2 separate regions of the Homo sapiens genome follow, and region 2 is linked to region 1. A link is a loop called in an ENCODE intact Hi-C map of the cell type or tissue named here. Cell type or tissue: PC-3. All regions are shown on one strand. Links, peaks and the distances in the headings refer to the core of each region. The heading gives the core; the rest is flanking DNA.

The links. Peaks named below come from ENCODE experiments on the same cell type or tissue, not always from the same donor. Only the 100,000 strongest peaks of a DNase experiment are listed, where the experiment ranks them.
Region 2: a loop joins it to region 1, with 5 times the contacts of the local background. A loop is called at or near these places in 2 of 110 quality-filtered maps.

Annotation. Positions count from the first base shown.
Region 1 is chr12:79,167,303-79,183,281 of GRCh38, reverse strand. All of the region lies in intron 3 of SYT1 (synaptotagmin 1), which reads right to left. LOC124902973 (a long non-coding RNA gene) reads left to right here and starts at 10,314. Exons shown (of 2, transcript XR_007063386.1): 1 at 10,314-15,979. In PC-3, for the core only: a CTCF peak has its summit at 8,386 (motif pointing right); a DNase peak (open chromatin) is centred at 8,401.
Region 2 is chr12:78,634,751-78,650,729 of GRCh38, reverse strand. No RefSeq gene overlaps it. Among named protein-coding and RNA genes, the nearest start is that of SYT1, 220 kb to the left of the region's middle. In PC-3, for the core only: a CTCF peak has its summit at 8,739; no DNase peak of the experiment used is centred there.

The sequences.
Region 1 (15,979 bases), core at 5,242-13,241:
GTACATCCTATGCAGCACCACTCACTGCAGAAGACTTGTCTCTTCCCGAAGTGAGTGGTGCTGCATGTGTAAGCTACATATACCATAATATCTCAGCCAGTTTAATTCATTCAGATGGAATGTGCATGCTCCAGGGGACAAAAGTTTGTCTAGCTTGAATCTCTAATGCTCAGAAAAGTGAATTCCACATAGTCAGTGCACAATAAACATTTGCTGACTTAGGCAATGAATGTATGATGAAATATTTCTTAAATTCTTAATTAAAAAGAATATAACACATTTGGTTCTTACTCTGAACGATTATTACAAGGACCAGTTTGCATCAGAATTTGACCTACATCAAATGAAGCTATAACAATATTATTATCTGTACACAATATTTAACTTTTTAAAATTGTTAGGCCTTTAAAAATGGGGAAACAGAACTGATTTCTAATGAGAAGTAACAGAAGTAACAGAACTGATTTCTAATGAGAAGTAACTAAGCACAGTTTAGACACACTAATATTATGCAATTTGCTTTAGGTTATCAGATTGAAAGAAAATCTTTTCAGCAGAGATGCTAGAAGAAGGGTAAACATTTATGCTTTTAAATTATAGTTCAGATCTCTGCTTTCAGTCAGTTAAAAACTATTGATGCAATTAACTGCAATATGTGTTGGTCTAAAAAATAAAGTTCTTGAACTATACGCATATCATCTGGACCTACCCATATCTATAGTTTTTTCTCCTTTTACTCTCAGGCTTTGTTGATTGAGTCCCCAGGATGCATTATGCTATTTTCACAGTCCAGGAGGTATATTCTCATGGATGGTCCTCAACTTGTTGTTCATCTGGTCAATTACTCAAGTAGACTTTATGAAGATGTTTCAGGAAATGCTTAATTTTAGGAGTTGGGACAAACTAATGAACAAGAGAGAATAAGAGCATTTAGGAAGAAAACCATGACACCAAAGTGTCCCAAAAAATCACAGAAAGGGAGTTAAAAAAAGACCAATCAGTAGTACCAAACATTAAAGTGAGTTTAAGGAGGATGAAGACCAGTAAAAGACTATTGAAATTAGAGTTTAGAGGTCACTAGAAACTTTTAAGAGAACAGCATTATGAAGTGGAAGCTGGATTACAAGGGCTTGACAAGTGAGTAAAAAGCTGTGATTTTAAAACAGTGCACAATTTTGCAGTTGAAAGGACAAAGACAAAGTAATAACTCAGGGTAACATGGTGAAAAGCTGTCTTTAGAATGTTACAGACCTATACATGTGTGTAGACAAAGAGAAGTTACCAGAAGTGAGAAAGATTTAAAACATTATAAATTAAAACGGAGATGACTTATAGTGCTCCAGAGGAAGAGCATGGAGGATGAGGTAGGGGTGGGGTTGTCTAGGAGAAAGAGAAAAAAGAGTGAAAATAAAGATGTTCTGGAAAAGGGATGATAGAATTGATAGGAACACAATGGGATGTTGTTGGTCTTCATGTGAACTAAAAACTAAGGTTATCAACTGAAAGAGAAGGGATTAGGGGCATTGTGGGAATTTCAGACATTTGAAGCCTGGAGCAGCAGGAGTACTGAGTAGCAGTGAAAGCCCATTGGTGTCTCATGAGGAGAATCCACAGTGGTTCCAGTCACATGACCTGGTCTGCCACACTTAGCTACTTGGGAATGGAAACTGAGAAATCAGATCATAGGGTCTCAGGAACTATTTAAATATATTAGACATCTAGAAAGGTATACGGTTGATATGGAGAAGAGTGGGGGCCCTGGAAGAAAAAAAAGGGAGAGAAGATTGTATTTTGAGTAGAAAGTGGCAAAAATGCTATATGTATTGATCCATACTCTAAGAAACAATGTGATATGCATTCAATCATTTTTATATTGTCAGTACTTCACCTTCTGCTAATATGATCCATAAAAGTAAATCCCTAAGATTTCTTTCCACTCCAAATTTCTATGTTATGAATGACTTTGTTTTATTTAATATTTTTAATTAGCTCAAGAAAAATGCAATCATAAATACTGATATCATTTGAACCTGTGTCCTCATCCAAATCTCACGTTCAATTGTAAACGTGGATTAGTTTACAATGGATTACAATGGACGATGGATTAGTCCATTCTCACAGTGTTAATAAAGACATACCCAAGACTGGGTAATTTCTAAAGGAAAGAGGTGTAATTGACTCGCAGTTCTGCAGGGCTGGGAGGCCTCAGGAAACTTACAATCATGGCAGAGAGGACGCATATACGTCCTTCTTCATGTGGCGGCAGCAAGGAGAATGCAGAGTGAAGAGGGGAAAATCACCTTATAAAACCATCAGCTCTCGAGAGAACTCACTCGCTATCATGAGGACAGCATGGAGGTAACTGCCCCCATGATTCAGTTATCTCCCACTGGGTCCCTCCCATGAAATATAGGGATTATGGGAACTACAGTTCAAGATGAGATTGGGCTGGGGGACACAGCCAAACCATATCACCCAACGTTGGAGGTGGGGCCTGCTGGGAGGTGATTGGATCATAGGGGTGATTTCTCATGAATGGTTTAGCACCATTCTCTTGATACTGTCCTCATGATAGTGAGTTCATTTTCTTGAGATCTGCTCATTTAAAAGTGTGTGGCACCTCCCCCTTCACTCTCTCTTGCTCCTGCTCCTGCCATGTGAGACGCCTGCTCCTCCTTCCACTTCAGCCATGATTATAAGTTTCCTGAGGCCTCCTCAGAAGCTAAGAAGATGCCAGCATTATGCTATCTGTACAGCCTGCAGAACCCCGAGCCAATTAAAACTCCTTTTTTTAAAAAAAAAAAAGAAAATAAATTACCAGTCTCAGATACTTCTTTATAACAATGTGAGAATGGACTAATACCAATACTAAAGCTTTAAATGATTACATATGTTGAGGCTTGTCTAGAATTATAGTCTTCTCTGCTTCTGCAGTGGCATATTCTACCTATAAAATCTAAATTTGAGTTTGGAATCAGGAAGTGAGGATAGTGTGTAAGGAATTCTTATGCTTGTTCTAGAAAAGCTCTTTATTTTTTAATATTAGTTAATTAATATTGTTCATATTTTCAAAGAAATAATGGTTTGGTTATTTTAGGAAGGACAATGGTGGAAATGCAAAATGGTACAATTTCTAATAGAGGGAAATTTGGCAATATCTGACAAAAGTATTTATCTTTAGTAACTCTTCTCTTTGCAATCCCACTTCTAGAAATTCACCCTGAAGATACGTCTTGAAGAATATAAAATAACATGCACAAAGTACATCATTATAGCATAATATTGGGGAAAATCCCAAATATCAAATTATAGGGATTGGTTGAGTAAATTCTGATAGATCCATAAAATGAAGAACTATGGAGCCATAAAAAAGAATAAAGTGTATCTCTATAATCTGTAAGTCTAAAACTTTTTCAAGTGTAAAGTTAGTTTCAATATACATTGTTAAGTGAGACACCCTTAGTGGTACATTGTCCAAGGACAAAAATGAATAATTAAAAATCTGAAACTTAGGCTAGAGCAAATGGCAAATAGATCAAGGACGTTAGAAACTACTGTTTTCAGCCAGGCATGGTGGCTCCCGCCTGTAATCCCAATACTTTGGGAGGCGGAAGTGGGCTGATCACCTGAGGTCGGGAGTTTGAGACCAGCCTGACCCACATGGAGAAATCCCGTCTCTATTAAAAAAAATCTATATCTATATCCATATCTATATATCTAAATCTATATCTATATCTCTATATCTATATCTATATCTATATAGATATATCTATATCTATATCTATATAGATATATCTATATCTCTATATCTATATCTATATAGATTATATCTATATCTATATGGATATATCTATATAGATATATCTATATCTATATCTATATGGATATCTATATCGATATATCTATATCTATATCTATATCTATATCGATATAGACATATCGATATATCTATATCTATATCTATATCTATATAGATATATCTAAATCTGTATCTATATATCTATATCTATATCTATATATCTATATCTATATCTATATCTATATATCTATATCTATATCTATATATCTATATCTATATCTATATATCTATATCTATATCTATATATCTATATCTATATCTATATATCTATATATCTATATCTATATCTATATATCTATATCTATATCTATATCTATATATCTATATCTATATATCTATATCTATATCTATATATCTATATCTATATCTATATATCTATATCTATATCTATATATCTATATCTATATCTATATATCTATATCTATATCTATATAGATATATCTATATCTATATATCTATATCTATATCTATATCTATATCTATATCTATATAGATATATCTATATCTATATCTGGGTGTGGTGGCGCATGCATGAAATCCCAGCTACTCAGGAGGCTGAGGAGATTGCAGTGAGCCGAGATCACGCCATCGCACTCCAGCCTGGGCTATAAGAGCGAAATTCCATCTCAAAAATAAATAAATAAATATAAATAAATAAACAAATTACTGTTTTGACAGTGGGAGATGTGATATAAACATATGAAATGGAGAAAAGTGAGGAAACATTCTATGGTATTGGATTTGACTTGGAGGTATAACTATGTACTCATTATTAAGAAAAATATAGCCCTGTCCACCAAATGAGCCTAGAAAAATAATATTGCAGTAAAAATGAGCATATGCAGGTTTCCAAATATCATTGCCCATAGGAAAAAAACAAAAAACAAAACAAAACAAAACAAAAAACAAATGTCTGGAACAGGCAAGGTACAAAGTGGGCCTAGAATACCTTATTTTGTAAGTAAGAACATGCCCCAAATCTGTTGGAGACATGTCAGAAAGACACAGGGGTGGTTTCTGGTGGCTCTCATCAGCTAAATTTCAGACAATACGAGCATGAAAAAGAAAAATAATGGTGATGGACTACAAAAAAATTGAAATAAAAAGGAATCTATGTGGCTGAGTGATACTATTAAGTAAAAGGAAGAGAACAGTCTTCACAGAATAAAAAAATCTCAAAATGTAAAGGAAATGATAGAATTAGAAAATCACCTTTTTGTAATAGTCAATATAATAAGTGATTCAGGCAAGGGCCAACTATGCTAAAAACACTGGGTAGAAGGTATCCTGGGAAGAGAATATTAATGATAAGAATAGAAATATGCTTTTACAGCAATGGCAACAAAAGCCAAAATTGACAAATGGGATCTAATTAAACTAAAGAGCTTCTGCACAGCAAAAGAAACTACCATCAGAGTGAACAGGCAACCTACAACATGGGAGAAAATTTTCGCAAACTACTCATCTGACAAAGGGCTAATATCCAGAATCTACAATGAACTCAAACAAATTTACAAGAAAAAACAAACAACCCCATCAAAAAGTGGGCGAAGGACATGAACAGACACTTCTCAAAAGAAGACATTTATGCAGCCAAAAAACACATGAAGAAATGCTCATCATCACTGGCCATCAGAGAAATGCAAATCAAAACCACTATGAGATATCATCTCACACCAGTTAGAATGGCAATCATTAAAAAGTCAGGGAACAACAGGTGCTGGAGAGGATGTGGAGAAATAGGAACACTTTTACACTGTTGGTGGGACTGTATACTAGTTCAACCATTGTGGAAGTCAGTGTGGCGATTCCTCAGGGATCTAGAACTAGAAATACCATTTGACCCAGCCATCCCATTACTGGGTATATACCCAAAGGACTATAAATCATGCTGCTATAAAGACACATGCACACGTATGTTTATTGCGGCACTATTCACAATAGCAAAGACTTGGAACCAACCCAAATGTCCAACAATGATAGACTGGATTAAGAAAATGTGGCACATATACACCATGGAATACTATGCAGCCATAAAAAATGATGAGTTCATGTCCTTTGTAGGGACATGGATGAAATTGGAAACCATCATTCTCAGTAAACTATCGCAAGAACAAAAAACCAAACACCGCATATTCTCACTCATAGGTGGGAATTGAACAATGAGATCACATGGACACAGGAAGGTGAATATCACACTCTGGGGACTGTGGTGGGGTCGGGGGAGGGGGGAGGGATAGCATTGGGAGATATACCTAATGCTAGATGACACGTTAGTGGGTGCAGCGCACCAGCATGGCACATGTATACATATGTAACTAACCTGCACAATGTGCACATGTACCCTAAAACTTAGAGTATAATAAAAAAAAACATAAAAAAAAAAAGAAATATGCTTTTACAATGGAGTTATCAGTGAAATTTTGGAGAATTGGGGGAATTTAAATTTAGAGATTATATTGGATAATATTATTGGACGAATGTTCAATTTTTGGATGTGTGATTGACATTGTGGTTATACAGGAAAGTATTTTTGTTCTTAGGAGATACTACTGAAGTATGTAGTAGTATTGTAAACTACGTAGGGTTGTAAACCCTAAGGTTTACAGGGTTATAGGTTGAAGTGTCTTCAACTTATTTTTATCTAGTTTACTCCAAAAAAAATAAATTGATAGTCAAAGCAAATGTGGCAAAGAGGTTACCATTTGGTGTAAGCAAAGGTATATGTGTGTTCATTGTACTATTTCAACTTTTTTTGTAAGTCTAAAACTTTTTCAAATGTAAAGTTAAAAAAATATAGAACTCAACAACAAGAACAAAGCCCCCAATAAATGTACTGTACGAAGCAGGTTGTAGAGTATCAGTGTTTAGTTAAAAGAATTACTCAGCTTAATTTAGTATTGACAAATGAATATCAACATGGAGTATTTAGCTACATGAGTGAAGATAAAACACCATAACTCTTGTGAACTGTGAAGTGTTTCTATTGTGGTCATTATCTTCAGTTTTGCCACTCGGTCTGGGTAACATTAGATCTCTTGCTCCTACACCCCTGAAAATCTGCAGACACTGCCATCATTTACATCAATATCACTTTCTTTTCCAAATCACTTTGGTATTTTTTTTTTTTTTTGAGACAGAATTTCGCTCTTGTTGCCCAGGCTGGAGTGAATGGAGTGATCTTGGCTCACTGAAACCTCAGCCTCCCAGGTTCAAGTGATTCTCCTGCCTCAGCCTCCCAAGTAGCTGGGATTCCAGGCATGCACCACCATACCTGGCTAATTTTGTATTTTTAGTAGAGATGAGGTTTCACCATGTTGGCCAGGCTGGTTTTGAACTCTGAACATCAGGTGATCCACCCTCCTCGGCCTTCCAAAGTGCTGGGATTACAGGTGTGACCCTCCACACCCGGCCCGCTCTGTACTTTCTGAACCAAATTTAAACAGTTTAAGGACCAATAGTGTGAAAATAATCAAACAAGAAATGGCTCCAATTATTTTAACATTAAAATTATTTAAAATGTTTCATCACTTTAACATTGTTGACTGTGGGGATGCTACCCCCCAACCCCCAGGTCTTAGAAGCAATATTAATGTACAGTTTCTTGGGTGGTTTAGATATGTTTATGCCTACTGATAGAGGGGTAAATCAGGGACTTTCATGGTTCCACATGGGTAAACTCTTTAGTGATTCCACATACAAATGATGATAAGATGATGAAATTGTCTCTACTCCTGCCTTTGCTTCACAGAAAAATAATTACAATAGCTAACTCATAAAGCTAATTTACCATGGAGATTCAAATAATGAATTTTAGTGGCAAAAGGGAATTTCATCACCAAAAGTTTGAGTGTGCCAAATAGATGTCTCTGAAGTTACTTTGAAATACATTTTTAAAGAGATGTGCAATAAACTTGAAAGCTGTGCTTTTATAAAAATTTTAAGAAGGGTCCTTGCTAATGGCAGCTAGATTTATTTTATGTTGTCAGCTGCCAAATTAATGTTTCCCATTTAAGTTTGCTCATTATGACCTTACAGACAAACTGAGACTAAATACGAGTGAAGTCAAAAGTATTTATTACATTATCCCTATACTGATGAGCATACCGTGAAGGAAAAAACCCATAGCACCAATAAAATCACAGCAACAAATGTCCATTACTTTCCTCTGATCAACCAGGCCTATGTCGCAGATGTTATTTTCCATTGTGTTTCTATTAGAACTAAAATTGAATACAGTGTAAGTCCCATTATTTCATGGTTCCTTATTGCATTAATTTTGATAGAGGACAGGCTAAATCATGTTTCCCAGAGCATAACACATATAGAAAACAAGCTGGATATAACTCCATTAGCTTAGAAGTACATAGCAAATCAAATCCCTGCTATGCCATTTTTGAAGATATAATAAAACACTTTCCATACAAGCTTTCTGAAACTTTGATGAATATTAACTATAAAATAAAATATATTCTTAAAGAGCAATGGAAAGTACCTGTAAAGTAACCAAAGTAACCACTGGATGGCATTGTGACTACATTAGAATGTGTTGGCAAGACCTTGTATCTGTCTCTAAAAACTCCCACGTTGTTAGCAGCAAGCTCCAATAGGATGATGCCAATTCCTGTTCCTAATTATAAAGTGTTGAAGGAATATAATTTTTTAACATCCCAAAGTGACTTGGCAATACCATTCCAAAGGACTGAAGTGATTAAATTATGACACCTTCTGTACTGTCAACAGTTTCCTGGAGCTTCTCTCTCAACCCATTTTCTTAATCCTTGCTATTGATAGTTCCCAACTCCCTTTTCTTACCTAGATCTCTCTTGTTTCCCAGGCCACATATATACTCTGGCCCATTTCCTTGCTAGTGTCTCATAAATCATATGTTACTGACTAGCTACATTTTATTGCACATTGTAATAAATTCTCAAATCTTTTTCAAGGCTCGTTACACTTTTTATTAATTGAAACCCGATTTCTCCCTGATGCCTTCTAGCCTATTTTTTCTATAAGGACAGGAGAATACGTCACCATATTATTTATCAGCCAATACCACTTCCAGATTATTAACCAACAGCATGTTCTGAAGCCACTTATTTTTTCTGTATTTATGCTATTTAATTCTTCATCAATGTCACCAACAACTTCTGTGATGGGTATCCATCTTTCTCCACTAGCTTACACCACATTGTGCCAACATTTTTAGAAGCATCCTTAGTGATTTCAGCATCCAGTGATGACCCTCTGCTATTTGGCCCTCAAAATTCCTTTTGTTAAAATTCTAATGATTTTCATAATTATAGTGTGGGTTTTATCTCTGGGCATTAATCCATTTTCCAAAACTTCTCTTTCATTATAGACGTCTGTCTTCTGCTTTTCCCCATAAATCTGTTCATTATTTTCCCTTCTTTACTCCTCCTAGACTGACACAGATACTGGTTTCATTTGTCCAGCAACAGAGCCTGAACTCCACAACATCTATTGTAATGATACACTACTTTCATAGAATGCCACATTAAGTTAAATATACATTACGGCACTTGCTAACTGTAAACACTTTATGATGTCTGCCTTATCCTTGCCTCCTAAATATTAATAAAGAAAGTCTCAAATCGTACTGACTAAATTCATTAAAAATTCACTCCAATGTTAACTGGGTCCTTTTTGAAGCCTGGAAATTCTTCTAGTTATTTCTTCTGGACGTTTTACAAGGCTCCTTATGGTAGCCCTTTTCTTTCATCTTGCCTGTTTAATTTGTATTCCTCTTTTAAGCCTTTCTCAGATACTATCTTCTCTCTGAATTATTTCCTGATCATTCCAACCATCTGGAATCTTTCTTCTTTGAATTGAAATTCATGTTGTCTCTTTTAGGATGGGAACACTTATTTTTACTCTTCATATTCCAACCGAGTGATGGGGAATTTCCACTGCATGCACTAAAGGGGAAAAAAGGAGCAACATTTACATCTTTTGGGATCCTTTCCTTCATCCATCTTGCCCAGGTGGGGCAGTGGGGAGGATGCTTGGCCTAACTGACAAATTTGGGGGAAGAAATTAAGCACGCTTAGTCCAGGACATTTAGGGTTCTTACTGTCCATCTGCCTACCTCCTAAGAGGCTGCATGCTGCTCTATCAGATGCATAGTGAGCTTACAGGGAACTTGCAGGGGAGCATTGCTGATCTGAATTGTAAGCTCAATTCAAGGAACCAAATTGGGGATACACATTTAAGCCCATAATGCAAAAAGCTACTATCCTGATCTGTAGCAGCTTGATACTTTGTTCTACCTCTTAGTTGGTTCAGGACTCTGATGTGAAAAGGTAGAGATGCTATTAATCAGTTCCCTAAAATCTCAAGAGGTTTTATATACCTTTTCTGCCACATTATTTTATTTCTGGACAGGCCAAACTCCCTTTTTTTTTTTTTTTTTTTTTTTTTTTTTTTTTTTTTGAGAGCAGGAACTCTAGTAACCTGAATTACATGTAGTAGTATCTTGACACAAACTTATGGAATTGAACTATGAAGCCAATGTGAGAAAGGCATCTAGAGTTTGAAACCCAGTATTATCAAATGATCATAGTATTTCCAAGGGGAGATGCTGCTAACATAGGCTTAAGAGAAAATGGCTTAGTCTGTAAAATAAATAAGGGAAAGAAGTTACAAAATAATGAGAGATTTCATAGAAGTTTCATAATCAAAACTGTTTACAGATAACTATAATTCACTAGAAAATTGACAAATCTCAAGTGTTGTGACTGATTTTCTTAGCTCAAAAATTTAATTTAGAGCATTATAAATACCATCATATTAGATTGCCCCACATAACTAACCCCATTCTTTAGGGAAAATATTATAAGATAGAAGAAAGAAAGCAAAACTAGTAACATAATAAAAACAACAATAACAGCAAAAAGCTCAAAAAAGATTTAACTAATATTTTCCAATTGCCAAGGCCTGTCTTTAAATAGACAATAAAATTATCTTATCACTATTCAGATAGCATCTTCACATTTTTCACTATAATTTTACTCTGTGTCCCAGTAAATGTCTTACCACTTAAAATTGAAGCATTATAACTCCTTTTTTTGGGAGCAGGCACTCTTCATGTAACTGTTCATTATAAAATGAAGTCTCAGTATACCTAAAGTTAGGTTATTCAATGTATGCATTTTATGTTTGGAAAAAAATTTAAAATATGAGAAGTTTAACTGTCTAGTTCAAAGCATTTAGAACCAAGCAGTAGTTGTAAAACTCCAATGAAATGCAATTATTATTGTGAACTTAAATGTGTTTATATCTCTATTTAGAAATTACTTAGGCACTTGGAAAATTAATTTTGAATTTTTCAGTTTTTACAGTATTTTTCTGTCATTAAATAAATAATTAAAAGAGATAAAGATTTGCATGATATAGTAGTAACAATCAAGATACCTTTAAAAAATAAGTGATCTCTTTAAATCCAGAAATTCTAACAATAACTAGTACTTATTGGACATTTATAATATGCCAGATACTGTGTAAGTGCTTTCTCAACATGCTATCATTTAATCCTCTCATTAAAATAAGGAGGAATACATTATTATTAAACCGATTTTATTAATAATAGGAGAGCTGAGGAGACTGAGGTTTGGAGAGATTAACTAGTTCATCCATGTTACACAGCTAGCAAGGAGTATAGCCAAGATCTAAACCCATGTGGTCCAACTCCAGAACTTATGGTTCTAATCATTTTTTTTTTACTGTGTACCTCCTTTGGAAAATCATGCAGTGGTTTTGGCAGACTAAGCCTTTACTGAATAGAATAAGTGAATTATGGAAGGAATATATAAAACATAGTAAATGGAATTAATTTGAAAGAACTTTTTTATTTATAATACACAAGTCATGTGAAAGCCAAATGATTCTTCCTCTTCTATAGTTATTTAGTAGGAGCAAGAATCATCTTCCTTAAAAATATTTCTACTCTTGCCACATAAAGAATAAAATACCTAGGAATACAGCTAACTAGGGAGGTGAAAGATCTCTACAAGGAGAACTGCAAACCACTGCTCAAAGAAATCAGAGATGACACAAACAAATGGAAAAACATTCCATGCTCATGGAGAGGAAGAATCAATATCATGAAAATGGCTATACTATCCAAAGTAATTCGTAGATTCAATGCTATTCCTATTAAACTACTCTTGACATTCTTTACAGAACTAGAGAAAACTATTTTAAAATTCATGTGGAACCAAATAAAGACCCCAAATAGCCAATGCAACCCTAAGCAAAAGAACAAAGCTGGAGGCGTCACACTACCCAACTTCAAACTATATTGTAGGGCTACAGTAATCCAAACAGCATGGTATTGGTACCAAAAGAGACACATAGACCAATGGAACAGAATAGAGAATCCGGAAATAAAACTGCACACCTACAACTCTCTGATCTTCAACAAACCTGACAAAAACAAGCAATGGGGAAAGGACTCCCTATTCAATCAATGGTGCTGGGATAATTGGCTAGGCATATGAAAAAGATTGAAGCTGGACCCCTGCCATATATAAAATCAACATAAAATAGATTAAAGTCTTAAGTGTAAAACCTCAAACTATAAAAACTCTGGAAGACAACCTAGGCAATACCATTCAGGACATAGGTATGGGCAAAGATTTCATGATGAAGATACCAAAAGCAATTGCAACAAATGTAAAAATTGACAAATAGGACCTAATTAAACTAAAGAGCTTCTGCACAGCAAAAGAAACTATCAACAGAGTAAACAGACAATCTACAGAATGGGAGGAAGTTTTTGCAAACTATGCATCTAACAAAGGTCTAATATCCAGCATCCATAAGGAACTTAAACAAATGTACAAAAAACCCCACAAACAATCCCATAAAAAAGTGGGCAAAGGTCAAGAACAGACCCTTTTCAAAAGAAGACATACATGTGGCCAAAAATCATATAAAAAAAGTTCGACATTACTGATCATTAGAGAAATGCAAATCAAAACCACAGTGAGATACTACCTAACACCAGTTAGAATGGCTAGTATCAAAAAGTCAAAAAATAATGGATGCTGGCAAGGTTGTGGAGAAAAAGGAATGATTTTACATTGTTGGTGGGAGTGTAAATTAGTTCAGCCATTGTAGAAGACAGTGTGGCAATGCCTCAAAGACCTAAAGACAGAACTACCATTTGACCCAGCAATCCCATTACTGGGTATATACTCAAAGGAATAGAAATCATTCTATTATAAAGACTCATGCATGTGTATGTTCATTGCAGCCCTATTCACAATAGCAAAGATATGGAATCAACCTAAATGCCCATCAATGATAGACTGGCTAAAGAAAATGTGGTACATATACACCACGGAATACTATGTAGCCATAAAAAAGAATGAGATCATGTCCTTTGCAGAGACATGGATGGAGCTGAAGGCCATTAACCTTAGCAAACTAATACAGGAACAGAAAACCGAATACCACATGTTCTCACTTCTAAATAGGGGCTAAACGATGAGGACACATGGACACATAGAGGGGAACAACACATCCTGGGGCCTTTTGGAGCCAGGTAGGTGAAGGAGGGAGAGGATCAGGAAAAATAACTAATGGGTACCAGGATTAATACCTGAATGATGAAATAATCTGTACAACAAACCCACATAACACAAGTTTACCTATGAAACAAACATGCACTTGTACCCCTAAATTTAAAAGTTAAAAAAAAAGCTCTACTCATACCTCTCTCCTTCTCAGAAGCGCATATGGCAAATCCAAATGGTGTCCTTTCAAATCTAGGTGCAGCTAGATTTGGTCACATAGTTCAAATCTGCTTGTAACTTTTGCAGGTGAATTTGAAACTTCATTGATTCCATCTTCTTCCAGAGGAGTTTTTAAAATGTTGTTTGCCTCACTACATGTCATAGGCCTTCTCTAGATCATTCTGCTCACAAATTCATGTGATAATAAGCAGATCGCTAAATAAGATTGTATATATTTCTTTTTTCCCTGCCTAAGTTCTTACATTCTTTCTAGATTTTGAAGCATTTTTCATACCATTTATAATTTATACTTTTGTAAGTCATGCATGTATATATTTTATAAGAGTTTTCCAGTGAATAGTAGTACATTTAATGCAGTTTATAAAATTTGGTGTGGATAGTTGACTGCTGCTTTGCTAACTATTCTTCTGTGAATTTTTGGAGCCATAAAGAAAGAATAAGAATTACTTCAAAAAAATGAGGCACTGGAATTAATGGGTTAATATCTGTAAAGTGTTCTTAGGATGGCATTTTTTAGAAAAACATTTGCAAATGGAGAAAATCACAGACTTCCTGCTGTCCCTTGATTCATCCATAATTTCAATGGGACTCTCACTTAAAACTATCTACATTGTTGAAAACCCATTTAATTTCTCATTCACAAAAGCATTCAACTGGTGATTGCTGCAAACAGGGAAAATTGCTGCTCAAGTGTTCCAGATGCCTTGAAAAGAATGTCGAAAACTTAAAGATGAGGGAATTAATGGCCACAAAGATATGGGAAAGCTATTTAGAAACTTGACTGTTGATTATTATCACTGAGGCCTCGTTAAATTAGAAAATGTTATCTGCTAATTAAGGCAAACCTATAGATAATTACCCTCTCATCTCATTTTATCTTATACACATTCAGTAAACAATGTCTGGTTGTGACCTCAAAATCACATCCTTGCTAACCTCAAACAACATGATAACTATGTCCAAGAGCAAGAATTTCCAAAGACAAAGCTCCAGTTTAAAACATTTCATGAAAAAGACCTCAGAAAATTGTGTTATTTTCTCACTGTAACAAACTCTGTCCTTTGTCTTCCCAGTGACTATATCAGAAAAATTTAAAATGTAAATTTAAAATTAAAATGTCACCAGTAAAAACTAGCAATATTCTGTGTGAAAGAGAATAGTTAAGTTTAGTGCTGGGTGTGCCGTCCCATCTTTGCCAGATCAAACTATCACTTGGTGGGTTTATTAAGAATAAAGATTACTGAGACACTTAATAAACTCTCACTTTTTTGAGACCCAAGCATTTGCCTGACACGGTTTTGGTTCACTTGTGTTGATTATAATGCTGAATCTTTACAACAACCCATTGAGTTAGGACTTCCCTCACAGATGAGGAAACTGAGGCTTAGGGAGGTAATCTGACAACTTTCACTCAAATAAGGCTCTAACCAGATCTAGTTGTCTCTCTTAAGCTCCCTGTCTCTTTACATTTCTAAAGGAATAACTAGAAGACAAAGAAGTTAAGTACATACATATGTATTAGACCAGAGGTCCCCAAACTCCTGCCAGGGATGGGTACCAGTCCATGGCCTGTTAGGAACTGGACCGCACAGCAGGAGGTGAGTGGCAGATGGAGAATGAGCATTACTGCCTGAGTTCTGCCTCTTGTCAGATCAGCAGAGGCATTAGATTCTCATAGGATTGTGAACCCTGTGGTGAGTGAACCCTATTGTAGACTGCACATGTGAGGGATCTAGGTTGTTACGCTCCTTATGAGAATCTAATGCCTGATGACCTGACATGCAACAGCTTCATTCCCAAACCACCCCATTCCCAGCCCGCTGCATCCCCCAGGGAAAAATTGTCTTCCATGAAACAAGCCCCTGGTGCCAAAAATGTTGGGGACCGCTGTATTACACTATAAGCATAATTATTCTTAATTCTTAATGTTTTAATTGCAATTTATTAGATTTTGGGGGAAAGTATAGCCACAAATATTCAGTCCCTGACATTTCACCTTCTTGTTTCTTTGGTAAAAATAATTAAAGACCATTTTCCACATAGTAGGCTTAATAAGTTTCAGTAATACATTCTAGGGTAAGTCATTTGATATTTATTCTGTGATTCTTCGTATTATCAAATTTTATGTTTCTCAAGTATATAAGCTTGAGGGAATAGAAGTAAACATTTACATTCTTTTGTAGTATACCTTTCAAATCCATTTCCACTACACACAAGCACACACAAACACACACATTCTCCCAGAAATCAGGACATAAGACAATGCTTTCTATACAACTGATTCTCAATAAAAAGTATTATTCAGGCTAGGAATGAGATTTAACCATAAAAGTGGCTTATA
Region 2 (15,979 bases), core at 4,425-12,424, 530 kb after region 1:
GTAGACCCTGGATTCAGGGTGCTAGATTATGAGTTTACTTTTAGAATGGTGTAGTTCTACACAGAATCCAAGTTCCTGGCTGGCACCTCCTACTTCTGGATCCACAGCCCAGGCACCCACTGGATTTTGCTGCTTTTATTCTCTGTCTTGGGTTTCTAGTCTGTTTCTGGAGATGTTCATCTCCATCTCCAAGACCAAAATTATTCTGAATTTACTTTTGTCAAAACTTTGGAGGTATCTTAGAAGATTGATGTGTTTAGATGTTTTGTTACATGCAGTTAAGCTCAAACCTTAACTGATACAGCTTTCATGGAGCATATCACTTGCCACAAGGAATTACTCTTTCAGAAAAAAAATGCAGTTTGGAGAAGCAGTGCTATTTTGTGGTGATGGTGACATGAGTGTAGGCCACTGACTACCTCTGTCAATGATGAATCTCCTTATGAGTTAGTCAATATTTTTTCCAGAGCTCACAAAGCATTGATTTTATACGTACTTTTCAGATACCCAATAATAACTTAAACGTAATTCACAAAATTTTTCAGGACAAAATTAAACACACAAAATACAGTCAATCTGCACACTAACAATACAAAGAGAGAGACAAATCAGTAGTAGAGTAGCATCTAGAGTGTGAGAAGAGGAATATCAGGCTGAACCCAAAGCAGTGCTGTGTACTATAATGGAGTCTGTTAGCTGGTAATCATATTACCTTATTATCTGGCATTACAAAGTATTTTGAAAAGCACCCCCAATATTTCATGTAGGTTCTTTTAACAACAGGTGCTGGAGAGGATGTGGAGAAATAGGAACATTTTTACACTGTTGGTGGGACTGTAAACTAGTTCAACCATTGTGGAAGTCAGTGTGGCGATTCCTCAGGGATCTAGAACTAGAAATACCATTTGACCCAGCCATCCCATTACTGGGTATATACCCGAATGACTATAAATCGTGCTGCTATAAAGACACATGCACATGTATGTTTATTGCGGCATTATTCACAATAGCAAAGACTTGGAACCAACCCAAATGTCCAATAATGATAGACTGGATTAAGAAAATGTGGCACATATACACCATGGAATACTATGCAGCCATAAAAAATGATGAGTTCATGTCCTTTGTAGGGACATGGATGAAATTGGAAATCATCATTCTCAGTAAACTATCGCAAGAACAAAAAACCAAACACCGCATATTCTCACTCAGAGGTGGGAATTGAACAATGAGATCACATGGACACAGGAAGGGGAATATCACACTCTGGGGACTGTGGTGGGGTGGGGGGAGGGGGGAGGGATAGCATTGGGAGATATACCTAATGCTAGATGATGAGTTAGTGGGTGCAGCGCACCAGCATGGCACATGTATACATATGTAACTAACCTGCACAATGTGCACATGTACCCTAAAACTTAAAGTATAATTAAAAATAAATAAATAAATAAATAAATAAATAATATTTTCCCTAAATGTCAGCTGGCCTGAGAAATAAACGGACAGAGTACAAAAGAGAGAAATTTTAAAGCTGGGTGTCCGGGGGAGACCTCACATGTCAGCAGTTTCCGTGATGCCCCCTGAGCCATAAAACCAGAAAGTTTTTATTAGTGATTTTCAAAAGGGGAGGGAGTATATGAATAGGGTGTGGGTCACAGAGATCATGTGCTTCACAAGGTAATAGAATATCACAAGGCAAATGGAGGCAGGGTGAGATCACAGGACCACAGGACTGGGGTGAAATTAAAATTGCTAATGAAGTTTTGGGCACACATTGTCATTGATAACATCTTATCAGGAGACAGGGTTTGAGAGCAGACAACTGGTCTGACCAAAATTTATTAGGTGGGAATTTCCTCGTCCTAATAAGCCTGGGAGCACTATGGGAGCCTGGGGCTTATTTCATCCCTACAGCTCGACCATAAATGATGGCTGCCCACCAAAGTGGCCATTTTAGAGGCCTACCCTAAGGGACGCATTCTGTTTCTCAGGGATGTTCCTTGCTGAGAAAAAGAATTCAGCAATATTTCTCCTATTTGCCTTTGAAAGAAGAGAAATATGGCTCTGTTCCGCCTGGCTCACTGGTGGTCAGAGTTTAAGGTTATCTCTCTTGTTCCCTGAACATTGCTGTTATCCTATTCTTTTTTCAAGGTGCCCAGATTTCATATTGTTCAAACACACATGCTCTACAAACAATTTGTGCAGTTAACGCAATCATCACAGGGTCCTGAGGCGACATACATCCTCCTCAGCTTACGAAGATGATGGGATTAAGAGACTAAAGTAAAGACAGGCATAGGAACTTACAAGGGTATTGATTGGGGAAGTGATAAGTGTCCATGAAATCTTCACAATTTATGTTAAAAGATTGCAGTAAAGACAGGTGTAACAAATTATAAAAGTATTAATTTGGGGAACTAATAAATGTCCATGAAATCTTCACAATCCACGTTCTTCTGCCATGGCTTCAGCCGGTCCCTCCGTTCGGGGTCCCTGACTTCCCACAACAATGAATCTCCTTAGAAGTTAGTCAATATTTTTCCCAGAGCTTACAAAGCATTGATTTTATACTTACTTTTCAGATACCCAGTAATAACTTAAACCATAATTCACAAAAAATTTTTAGAACAAAATTAAACACACACAATACAGTCAATCTGCACACTAACAATACAAAGAGAGAGATAATTCGGTAGTAGAGTAGCATCTGGAGTGTGAGAAGAGGAATATCAGGCTGAACCCAAAGTGGTGTTGTGTACTGTAATGGAGTCTATTAGCTTGTAATCATATCACCTTATTATCTGGCATTACAAAGTATTTCTAAAGGCTATTTTCTTTTTGGATAGACAGTGGTGCTTTCAATTCCCTCTAGCAGTCACAGATGTGCAGGTGAATTAACTGTAATGCTCAACTTTCTAACCATAATGAAGAACACTGATAATAATTCACACTGATTGATCATCAGGTTTGTTTGTTTTCCCCACATAATATTAGAAACCTTCCTTCCAGGCCTTCGTTTCCATATTTCATTGTTAACTAGCATTCTACTGTTTCTAATACATATTGTCAACTCTCAGGTGGAGAAGTATTCTTTTAAATGTTAAACTTGTAAAATATCAGTTACATACTTAGCAATGAAGAGGAGTATTACCTTTGTGTAGAAATAAAAAACCACCGCTGTTTGCTACTCAATTATATCTTACTTACCAATGTTAGTATTTGGAGATGCCTCCCCAAATTTGGTTTCTAATAGGAAAATAATAGCAACTAAAAATCAGGTATAATGATATGGTTTGGCTGTGTCCCCACCCAAATCTCATCTTGAATTGTTATCTCAGTTGTAATCCCCACATGTTGGGGCAGAATAATATGATTTGGCTGTATCCTCACCAAATCTTATCTTGAATTGTAATCTGAATTGTAACATCCATGTATTGGGGGAGGGACCTCATGGGAGGTGATTGAATCATGGGGGCCATTCCCCTGTGCTGTTCTCATGATAGGGAGTGAGTTTTCATGAGATCTGATGGTTTTGTGAGGGGCTTTTCCCCATTTTGCTTTGCCCTTCTCTCATTCTTCTCCTTCCTGTCACTATGTGAAGGACATGTTTGCTTTCCCTTCTGCTATGATTGTTAAGTTTTCTGAGGCCTCCCCAGCCCTATGGAACTTTGATTTAATTATAACTCTTTCCTTTATAAATTACCCAGTCTGGTATTTTCTTCATGGAAGCATGAGAATGGACTAATACATATACCTTTGATTATAGCTTTTATATTTGTAAAAGTGAATATTATGGTGAAAACTTGGTTAAAATATATTACTAGGTAGTGATTCAAAATGAAAAAAATTCTCGTGTCCTAACAAAGATTATATTCGTTATTTTAAAACTACATTCCTAAAAATATCCTATCCTGCACAATGATCAGTTTCCCACAATAAAATATTTGATGAGAGTATCACAGAGATTTATTAATCAGAATTTGGTTATACTCAGGTATAAGTTAGGCTACTGCCTCCTGATGTCATTTGAGGACCTCATCTTTGTGCCCCAAAACCCTCTCCCAGGTGCTCATATGATTTCATATGACCTGAAAGGTAACTGTTTGCTAGAGGGTATCAAGCAGCTCTTCAAATCAACAGGAAGACTTGAGAAATACTCTCCAGCAGCAAAAAAAAGGGATTTGAAGCTCAACCAAGATTCAGCAACAAAAATGTGTGCTTAGAACATATGGCAGATTATACTCTCAATTCTCTGTTCTCTTGTAATAGATAATGTATACATTCACAGCCTTATCATGGTCTCATAGTAGAAAAAAAAGATATTTCCTAGTGTTTTAACTTTGTGTTTGGCCATATGACTTGCTGTGAACCATGGGATCTCAGTGGCCATGAAACAGCAAAGACTTAAATGTGTCTGGAATGTGCATGCCCCAGGTATGCTGTTGGATCCCCAGAAAAATGTGAGCCATATGGACAAGATCTAAACTCTAAGTATGGCCTGGAGCCAAGCCTAGCAATGGCTAGTCTAAATCAGCCGAACTCCAGTTAATAAGCAACACATGAGTGAGAAGTAAATACTTTTGTTGTATGCCACTGAGATTTTTGCGATTGGGTGTTGTGCAATAAAAGCTGAATGACACAGGAAAACAATGATCCCAATAGAACTGGAAACTGACAGCCACTTCTCTTGCTATAAGTAGGAATAAATATCCTTGCATTTTCTGCCAAGTGTCAAATTCCTAGATAAAAATAGGCAGTTAGGCATCAGATGTCAAAAGGTAGAATAGCTACTTCTGCTTTCATGGTGGTAAGCAAATTCCTATTTTTCAACTACCTAAGAGTTATTCCAAAACAAGAAGAACATACTAATACTGGGTAACCAAAACAATAAATATCCACTACAACACTCTAGTGGAAGTAACATGCATGGAAGAAGAATTTCAACTTAGGCAAATAAATGCTAACGGTGAAGTATTTTTAAAGGAGTTTCTCTAATAAGTATTACACCAAAGTATGGCTCAAAATGTATTATTAAAATCTGAGGACAATGGTTTAAAGAAAAGAAAAATTACCATTTTTCTGTCAGGTCTTCTCTGAGCTCTTAAGATATTAATATATTTTGTGATTTTTTTCAAAGTAAAAGAAGTAACCTTATGCAGCATTTCCCAAAATTTGGTAACAATGACCTGTTTTTCAAAACATCTCATAAGACTTTTGTTTTCTATAACACAAATTGAAAAATACCTAGAAAGAAATCACAAAGTACTTTTGGAATACAAAAAAAAGCAACTAATTGTGTCTGCCAGTAGTTGCATTTAGAGAGGAAATTTGCGAGCAGAATCTAGAATGATGTGTAGAACTTTTCCAAAAAAAACTTTTGAGAAAAGGTCATTTCAAGCACAGGGAATAAAATCCACTGTGAAAGACAGATATATAATGAAATAGCTGAAAGTTTCAATAAGTATATGCACAACAAAGACGAGTGAGAAGAGTGGTAGTGCGGACGGTTGTAGTGATGATTATAAGCAAAGGTACTAGAGGCAGTATAGCCTGGTAGTTAAGAGTAGGACTGGCCTTCAGCACATAAGAGTAACTGGTTCTGTGAACTTGGGCAAAGTATATGATTTGTCTCTGCCCAAGTTTCTTCATATATGAGGTGCTTCATATATGAGTGCACTTGGTGGTGCACTGAAAGAATGTTTACTATGTCTTTTCTAAGTTCAAATAAGCTGTAGTGAAGCATGTGATATACAGAAGTGTAACAGGTAAAGCTACAGAGCAAGTAGGAGTCTCTTCTCATGCTGCTAATAAAGACATACCTGAGACTGGTAATTGATAAAGCAAAGAGGTTTAATGGACTCACAAGTCCACATGGCTGGGGAGGCCTCACAATCATGGCGGAAGGTGAATGAAGAGCAAAGTCAAGCAGGCAAGATGACATGTGCAGGGGAAATCCCTTATAAAACCATCAGATCTCATAAGATTTATTCACTATCATGAGAAGAGCACAGGACATCCCCACTGCCATGATTCAATTACCTCCCACTGGGTCCCTCCCAGGACAAGTGGGGATTATTACAATTCAAGGTGAGATTTGGGTGGGGACCCAGAGCCAAACCACATCAGGGTTGATTAAAAAAGTAACAAAAGGAAAAAACCTCCCAAAGTATAGTTAACATTTATTGAATACACACTTCAAGTCATGCATTCTTATGCATGCTTATATATTCAAAATAACAATATACATATTATTCTTAGTCTCATTAAAAATTAGGAAAGTGAATCAGAGAGATGTTAAATAATTTACCAAAAGTTACAAAACTAGCGAATTGCAGAATTAAATTTTGAGCCCCAGTCATCTTGCTCTTAACCACTCTGCAAGCATCTCTCAAAACAATTTTTTAAAATATCTCAATCCACAGTAAGAAATGTATTTTATGTCATGAATTAGTATATGCATTATATATGTATGGGTGAGTGTGCATGTGTGTGTTTGTATCTCAAATTCCACAAAATTAGAGTTACCCTTATCATGGGTAATGTATTTGGATAACTCTATTCCAGTATATTCTATTTTTTTAAATGTTAGTCCCAAAAGAGTAAATCTAGTTTGCAGCCACTAATTGATAATTTACCAGTAGTAGATACTGATAGTCTACTGCTTGAATAATACTGTACTATGCCATCATTTAAATGTCTTTTTGAGGAATTTAGAATGGATACTACAGAGAATGGAGAGAAAGTAAAGGACTTAAAGCAAGGGAATAACCTAGCCAGATCATGTTTTAGAAATATTACTACCAGCAGTGTGGAGATTAAATTGCAGAGAGTTGGCACTGGAAATAATAAGCCTACTTAAGAGACTACTGTGATACTACAGAAGAAAATAAAGCACGGAGGGCACGAGACAGGAAATATAATCAAAGTACATGGTGCCCCATAAAATATAAAGGTGAAATGGGAATGAATGGAGAACAACTCCCATGTTTCCAGCTGTAGGATAGAGAGATAGTGAGATCATTAACCAGGCTAGTGATTACAGAGGAAAGGTTTTAACAGAAAAATAGTACATTCAGCTAGTTGGAAAAATTAAATGGAATAACATTTTGACATGACAGGGCTTGTAATGTTTTACTAGAGCTAATAAACGATTTATCTTGAACTCAATATTATTTTACCACTGTATAGTGTGAGAACAGATTACTTTCTTTTCTTTTTCTTTTTACTTTTTGTAATGGAGTCTTGCTTTGTTGCCCAGGCTGGAGCACAGTCGGGGGTGATCTCAGATCATTGCAACCTCCACCTCTCGGGTTCAAGTGATTCTCCTGCCTCAGCCTCCCGAGTAGCTGGGATTACAGGTGCGTACCAACACACCTGGTTAATTTCTGTGCTTTTAGTAGGGACAGGGTTTCACCATATTGGCCAGGCTGGTCTCCAACTCCTGACCTCGTGATCCACCTGCCTTGGCCTCCCAAAGTGCTGGGATTACAGGCGTGAGCCACCGTGCCTGGCCTATCATATTTTTCACATTGTTGATTTACATTGAGTTAATAGTTTAGTAACACCTCTGTTTTCTTCTTTCTTTTCTTTCCTTCTTTCTTTGCTTCTCTCTCTCTCTCTTTTATTTATTTATTTATTTTGGCAGGGTTTCACTCTGTCGCCCAGGCTGGAGTGTGGTGGTGCAATCTCTGCTCATTGTAACTTCCGCCTCCCAGGTTCAAGCAATTCTCCTGCTTCAGCCCTGCGAGTAGCTTGGATTACAGGTGAACGCCACCACGCCAGACTAATTTTTGTATTTTTAATAGAGATGGGGTTTCACCATGTTGGCCAGGCTGATCCCGAACCCCTGACCTCAAGTGATCCACCCATTTTGGCCCCCCAAAGTGATGGGATCACAGGCGTGAGCCACTGCGCCCAGCCCTAATGCCTGTTTGCCTGTTTTCTTTTCACATTGGATAATAGTTTTGTCTCCCTGTTTCAGCAAATTCTGAGAATATAAAGCTTCACCGTTTTATTCACTCCATCGTTGTCTGTCTCGGGCTTCTTAGGTCATGAACTAATTTAATAATTATGCCAACTATGGTGATTCCTTAGTGAACCCACATTAGTTCCCAGCTCTCTTCACTTCCTTTTGGGAGGTTCATTAACCATCTGATTCTTCATCTTTTCTAGAGTTGTACAGATAACTTACATGTTTTTCAGTTTGAAGTCTTTTAGAACTTGTATTTTTCACCCTGGTAAAAACAAAATTTGAGGAAACATTTCCCACCTTAATTTTTTGATATTAATTTTATTTATCAAAATTTAACTGATTACTGTCAGTGTTTCTACAATTAAACATGCAAATTCCTTCCAAAATGACAATTAATTTGGGATTGGAACTCATATTCACTTAAAATGACTGTATTTTGAGCATTGTGTCAGAAAGCATCTGGAACATTTATCAAACCATTTCCTATTCCTGGGCACAATAGAGGACCATTTCCCAGCCTCTCTTGCAGTTATGTGATTGCATCATGTGAACCATGTGACTGTGTTTTAAATGCCAGTAATTGGTGAGACATTATGTGTGTCGGGGGGGTGGGGTGGGGGAGGGGAGGTTGAGAGAGAGAGAGAAAGAGAGAAATATAATATATAATTCTGGGCATACAATCTTTGTGCAATTCTCCACTCTTCCCTTTCATAGTGAACTTGGCCACCTTGTGGTTAACACACCAGCAATACAACATAGAGCTGGTAAAGCTGTGTCTACTGCCAAGGAGTCTCAGGCCCACTTTAATGGAAGCCTTTATTTTTACTCCAGCACAGATTGGTCTATCCTCATTTATGCAAAGATTATTCTCCTTTTCAATATTTGCCTTTTCCTTTTTATTTTGAAAACATTCTTTGTTACGGAAAAAAGATAAATGTAAATATGCTTTCTCTTATCAGTTAACTTTACAGCACCTCCCCTAGGCAACGAGTTTATTCCATCTTTGTTCCACTTAATCATTCATTTGATTTATTTATTCATTTAGTTAGTCAACAAATATTAGCACCTTTTGTAAGGCAGGAACAGGTCTAGGTGCTTGATGAATAAGCCTAAGAACGGAAGTAGAATAGGAGTTTAAGGTGAAAGAGGGATACTTGCAATCTTAAATCAGTGGTCAGAAAAGGCTTCACCGGGAAGGTGACCCTGAAACATGAATGAAGTTATAGGCCTTGTATTTTCTGTAGAATATTTTCAAAGTCTCACCATCTTTGATGCCTCAATGTTTCTTACCTTATTTATGTGTATATTTATATTTATTCTTCTTTAAATGCCCCTTCTACTTCTTTATGACTATCAGTATAAAATATGTATTGCAAAGCAGGCATTGAGCTAATTGCTTTATAATGCTATTCAATCTAATCATCAAAAACTTGAGATAGGTAATTTTGTTATTCCCACTTATAGATGAAGACATAGATGATTCAAGTGCTTAAGTTACTTACTCAAAGTCAAAAGACTTGGGGAGAAGAGAGAATTTCAACCCCAAACTCAAAAGATTAAACCACCACAGGACTTAACTATATTCTACATATACTAACTTGTTTGTAAATAGCATGCACAAATCTGAAAATCTTAATTAAAATTTCATTTTAGTTTGTTTGGATAAAACTCCAATTCTTCCTTAATGAGAATATTTTAAATTGTAGAATCAAAGTTTTATTTTTTGATCAACTGATACTTCTTAAACTTTTTTCCTTTCAAGGTTTTTCAGGAGGAAGGATTATGACAATTTTTGTCAACCTATTTTGTAAAGTCTAAGACATGTTTCTATCTTCTTTGCTATTATGAATTTCACAATGATGTAGCCATTTTCCCCTAAGGACCCAATACTATACAGGTAAGTGTTATGAACCACTCCTCAATGACCCTGGTTATGACCAGTTAGTACGAGAATAGATAAATTAGTAGCCTCATGAAAATGAAAGACTATAATTGTGTGTGTACTTGTGAAGGCTTACCAGAATTATGATCAGAAAATATGATAGGCTACTTTTAATTTCAAAATGTAATAATCAGAAAACAAGAGGAGATTTAACAAACAACAGCTGCTCTGGAGCTATGTCTCAGGTGTTCAGGATGAGTTCTTGCATCTTATAAGAATCCTGTCTGAAAGAATCTGATGAAAAGGAGCTGGAGAAGATGGTCACCACTTTGTATTATAAATTAATTCACAAAAGCATATTATGTAAAGAACACAAAGATAAGGAAGCAGACTTTTTTAAAAGATAAAGATTTTAGTTCCAGAAAAGCTGTCTTCAATTCCTCAGATGCAACTATCTTTACATTCCAGTAATGAACAATAACTTTTGAACAAATGTGAAATACACAGAGTATTGAGACCTACATTCCAGTCAGTATGCAGTGTCATGCAAAGTTTTTAAGATTTTCCTGTAATTTAAATGACTCCATCTGTTAATGAATTATCATTTCACTTTACTTTTCCCACTTGAATACAGTAACCTTCATTGTTTCCTCTGCCTTTTGAAAATTTAAAGTATAAGCAAAATGAATCAAGTTGTAGCATGTACTCTCCTGTTAGTAGGGTCGTTGTTCTTGAATGCCGCTGGTACATTCAGTCCCTTTATTAATTAGTAGATGATGATTAAGAAACAGTGTTTTTTTCTTTAAAAAATATAAAAAGGTCAGAAAAGTTCAGAAATCATTTTTGATTTTTGGTTGGATAGAGGTGTGTGTAGAAATTCCCAGAGTTTCACAGAGAGTATCATAGTGAGTATACGTATGTGGAACAAGGCAGACCAGCCAGACTAGAAGGCGGACACACATTTACTGCTAAGAACTTGGTGTGGGATGATGTATGACTTCTACACTTGTTAACATCTGTGCAGAATGCTTCTGTTCCCTGATAGCATGCACCTGTGCCACACCTTTGAGAGTAAAGAATCCAACAACACAGATACCGTGTTTTAATTGTGCAGCAGGGCTGGTTTATTATTTTAAGGATCAAGGGATAAGTGAGACATTGTTTAGAAGTTGAAATTTTACAAAGATGAGCCCCTTAACCCAAATAGATTTGTTTTGAATTGTGCTCTGAGGGGAAATAAAGTATTCATCCTAAGAATGGTTGTGTGTGGTTATGTATGTGTGTGTGTGTGTGTGTGTGTATGTGTATTTTTAATTTTTTTCTAGATTTATTCACACACACTTATGTATTACTAAATTTAAAGATAAATGCTCAACTTTTAATACCACCCTACTTAAATATGTACAGCTCACTTGCAGAGTTGCATTTTCCTATGACCACGTATCAAGGTTTTACTTATGAAAGAAGTGGAGAATGAAATGTATTATTAAAAATGCCACTTCAGTACCCATGTGCAAATTTTTTAAGAAAAAAGAGGCAATAGCATATATGTATTCTTCATTTACCTATCCCATACCTATCTCCAAATAAAGGGATCTAGAAATAACAGAAAATGTACAAAACCCACAGAACACATTGAGAAAATGTTTCCAATAGTGAGCAAACTAGAGGGATTAACCAGGGAGCTTTACTTGTAATGTGTAAGTATTTGGATTCATTTGCATATATATGCCTTGCATATAGGAAATTTTCAAATGTTTATTGAATGACCGTATCAGGAGCCCTTAATACTCAAGACCATTGCTTGGTATAGGTAACACAGTGCCAATCCTGATAAAATTGTCCCCAATCCTGATAGAGTTGTTCCTGAAAATTGGTGGCCCAACTTACCATTGTGGTTCTGTACAGTACTAGGTAGCAGCTCTCCAGGTCCTTTTTTATGGGGTATATTATTTCTGATCCCCAGCTTAAATATAACCTACTCTATGAAATTTTGTCCATGTTCTACATCTTTCACAAGCAGAATGTATTCTTCCCAACACCCTGGTCTTCCTATTACACTTTAATTATTCTATTGTAGAGCATTTATCCTAATTTATTGTGGTTAATTGTTATTCCTTTAAGTCCTTTCCTTTATAATTTTTCTATAGCCAACCTTAACACAGGGATAAGTATATATGGTAAAGACTCCACAAATGTTTGTTTAACTTAATTACCAAAAGGCCAAAGACCACTAGTTAGGGAAGAAATGTGTTCTATAAACTGTTCTGGTTCACTGTTAAATAGTACGATTGGTCCTTGGCTATGTTTTGATAAAGGATATGACACTTAGGAAGCCTATCATTCTTAGCGGATAGAAATTCCCAGAGAGTATCATAGAGAACAATGGAGAATTCCTTGAAATGTGTCTGCTGGTTGTAGAACATTCTTCTAAGAAGTGTCAGAGTCACTGTTATGCTCCCGGTGCTTTTCTGAGGGTTTTCTTTTGCATAGGTCACTCTGAGCAAAGTGACCTAAGTGAACCTAGAATCAGCATCTGCCTAAAAAGGCACCTGTGCGAGACTGGCCAGTATCCCATAAGTCCTGTATACCTCATCTCCATGTGGGTTCTCGTCTTTTTTTCAAAGACCTATTTATCTCTTTCACAAAGTGTTTTCTGGTACATAGTTTTCCCAAAGGATGTCAATATTTGCTACTTAAAGAAATGTTTTATTATCAAATAAAGTTGGAGAATGAAAGGGAAAATAAAGCAAATCAAATCAAAACAAAACAGAACAAAACACATGTAGGATTTCTGTGTTAGGATTTGTCAGAGCTTTTCATATACAAATGAACACTTAATGTCAGGGAAATACTATATAATGTTTTCCAAAAATTAATAAATTATGGAAACTATTCTAAAAATATTTTTTATAATGGGACACAGGATACTGATATTTTGAGGAATACACTTTAGTAATGATGAATCAATACCATAGAATTTTCCCTATTCCTAGGTACCCCCATCAAACGGTTCTCTTATTCACACATACAACTCTTCTTGCACGATTCAGGTGCTGGGATGAGCTCAGGAAATTTTCCTTAACTGGTGCTGATGGTATGTCATATCAGTATTCTTTCTTGAATTAAATTTTTAATAAATATAGTGGTTCAAAGATAATTGCTGCTTGCACAAATAAAAATTTTAGGCTAATGTATGAGCTCCAAATCTATTAGAATTTCAAATAATCTTGCATACTACTATGTGTTCTCCTTAGAAATTTAGAAAAATGAAGTGAAAATTAGCAAATGTACACCAATAGTATGCTTATGCTAAAGTATGAAAAATAATTTTGGCTAAACGCTCAGCTTCCATCTAACTTTCTAACACATAGGAAAAGTTAAAGAGAATGAGTGGTCTGTGAACAGGGATACATTTCACTTATTATCAAATCAATTGTGTGATTCTATTTGCATTTACTGCATGCAGTTCTAATCTAATGCTTTTGGTTAGAAATAATTTGTATTCTTACAATTCCAGAATTGTTTAAAATTGCTGTTTGCCATACTCTGGTGTTAATGCCATAACAATACAAAAAAAGGTTGATAGAATTGAAAAACTAGAACATAATACATTGCTAGAGATTTATTAAGCAAAACACATATTGACAAGATTGAGCCCAAACCCATACTTTAGACTTTGCGCAGATGTAAAAGCTTGAAAATGACAGTCAACAACATTTACTGAGAATTAGCAATTGAGTTTGTTTCTTGCTAGCAAAAAACTGGTTTGTCCCTTTAAAATGAGGTATAGTCTCTATTTATTTGCTTAAGGTTATATTATAAAGAAATAAAAATATTATTCAATGTTAATTTTTAGAATTTATCATAAAACACAAATTTAATGTGTCAGGTTTGGGATGCATAAAAATATTAATATGTTTCAATCCCCAAGTTAATGGAATTAACCTTGAAATTTATATATTAATATCCAACAGTATGAATTGTTCTATTTCCTCAGGCTTGCTAGACACATAATATATTACATTTTAGTCATTTTTCAGTTTCAAAACACTGATTTCTTTAAAAGAAATTTGCTTACAAGTTATGATTGTTGGCATCTTGGTATCTGTATTGGTGAGCTTGAAACATCTCAGCTGTCAAAGAGTAGAAGGAAGAGCTTCTCATAACCACAGCTGGAATGGATCTGCTTCTATAAAAATGGGAAGTAGCAGCTGCAGGGAACATAAATTGTGCAATTGATTTGATTTTGCAAAGCAAACACATTCTTCGTGTTATGATTTAGCTTGCTAATTAGGCCTTGCATAATCAAAAGAACTTTAGAAGGAAGTAATTCTGAATCATGCTCAACTTCTACACCTTCTGAGATCTCCTTATAACGTTTTTCACATTTCCAAGGGGAGATAATCTCCAACTGAATGCCTCAGACAACAAAAGAATGGGTGGCAAATAATGTCCTATTGAATGATTGCGTCAGACTCCCATTACAACTGAATAAAGGGAGATGTCAAGAAGAAAAATATCAATGGATCTACGACACCTGGGTCTCAAGATATAGGCAAACCAATAACATGTTTTTCTGATTTTGAGTCAGGTGTCAGCAAACTTGTACTGTAAAGGGTCATGATAAATATTGTAGGTTTTGTGGTGCTATCTGCTCCATGATGCAATTAATCAATTTGGGCTTTCAGCAGTGAAGCAGCCATGAACAATATATAAACTAATCAGTGTGGCTGTGTTCCAATAAAATTGTACTTCTACATACAGCTGGTGGGTCAGATTTTCCATCCCTCGGTTTAATTCTCAGAAATGAGAATTGGTGATAACATATGCAATAATAGTAAATGTGACTTTATGTTGCTAAACTAACACTGTATTATATGTATTTAAAATCAGATAGATCTATATTTGGGGATAATTTCCATAGTGGTATGTATTTATGTGGAAATGCATGTATATACGTATCTACGTATATACACAGGTATGTATGTTTACATACATATATATCTACTATACATATGCGTGTGTAGGGAAAGAGAGAGAAAATATATACAACGCATATTTTATAAAGTATGTGGGGAATAAGAGGAGAAAATAGGAAAGTATTGTGGAACAAGCCAAACATTGACTAAGAGTGTCAATGGAATAAGCACTATTATATTGGCAAATTCATTAATTGTATTTATAATTTTGTTTTTCATTTTAACCAAACTCACAAAGCATTTATTGAAATTAACACACCTGGCCAAGCACAGGACTTGAATCAAGCAGCATCAATGCTTTAATAAAAGCAAATTAAAAAACTCAAGATGTAGAAGCAGTAGCCGTATCAGCAACCATTCTTCTAGGGATTCTTTTAGGGAAGGGACATATACAATCCTTCCCCAAGAACTTTGATGCTACCCCTCTGAAGAGTTTAAGCACAAAACAGAGTGCTTGTATCATATAAGCAAGGACCTTTACAGAGGAAAACTGTCATATAAATGCATTTTTTTTTTGCTTTTAAAGGATACTGCAGTAGAAATATATTAAGCAAGGCCTCAAATATCCAACATTTTCCCATATTGCATTTTAAACCAAAGTTATAAGAACCTGCAGTCTTTATAAAGAACTCTCTTCACAGCACAGCTGTAGTTCACTTTAAATAAAAAATGTTCCCTTTGTGCTATATCCTTAGAAGTGAACATAATATACAGATAAATGTGAAGTTTAGATTCTGCATCAAGCCTTATTCAATCTCACCTTCTGATATAAACCTGGATACAGTCAAATTTGCAAAGCATTCACTTAATATTTTAGTTGAAGCAACCTTAAAATATATATGGATTGTCAGTGAAGGAGACCTTTGTGAGTTTCAGTGTATTTATAATTTATATGTAGGCATTTTATCAATTTCTGTACCTATATTTGTTAGGTATTTATTAAGCTGATAAATCTTTTGGTTCTAATAGATAAAAGATGTAAATCATTCTTGCCTTTCAGAAGCCCGTATTTATATAACTATGACTTTTATGCATTCATCTCCATAACTAGGATAATTATAAAATAAACAAATTAATGTCTCACATTAGTGGTATAGACAAATAATGTCACTGAAATTGGGAAGGGAGATAATTGTGAGATGT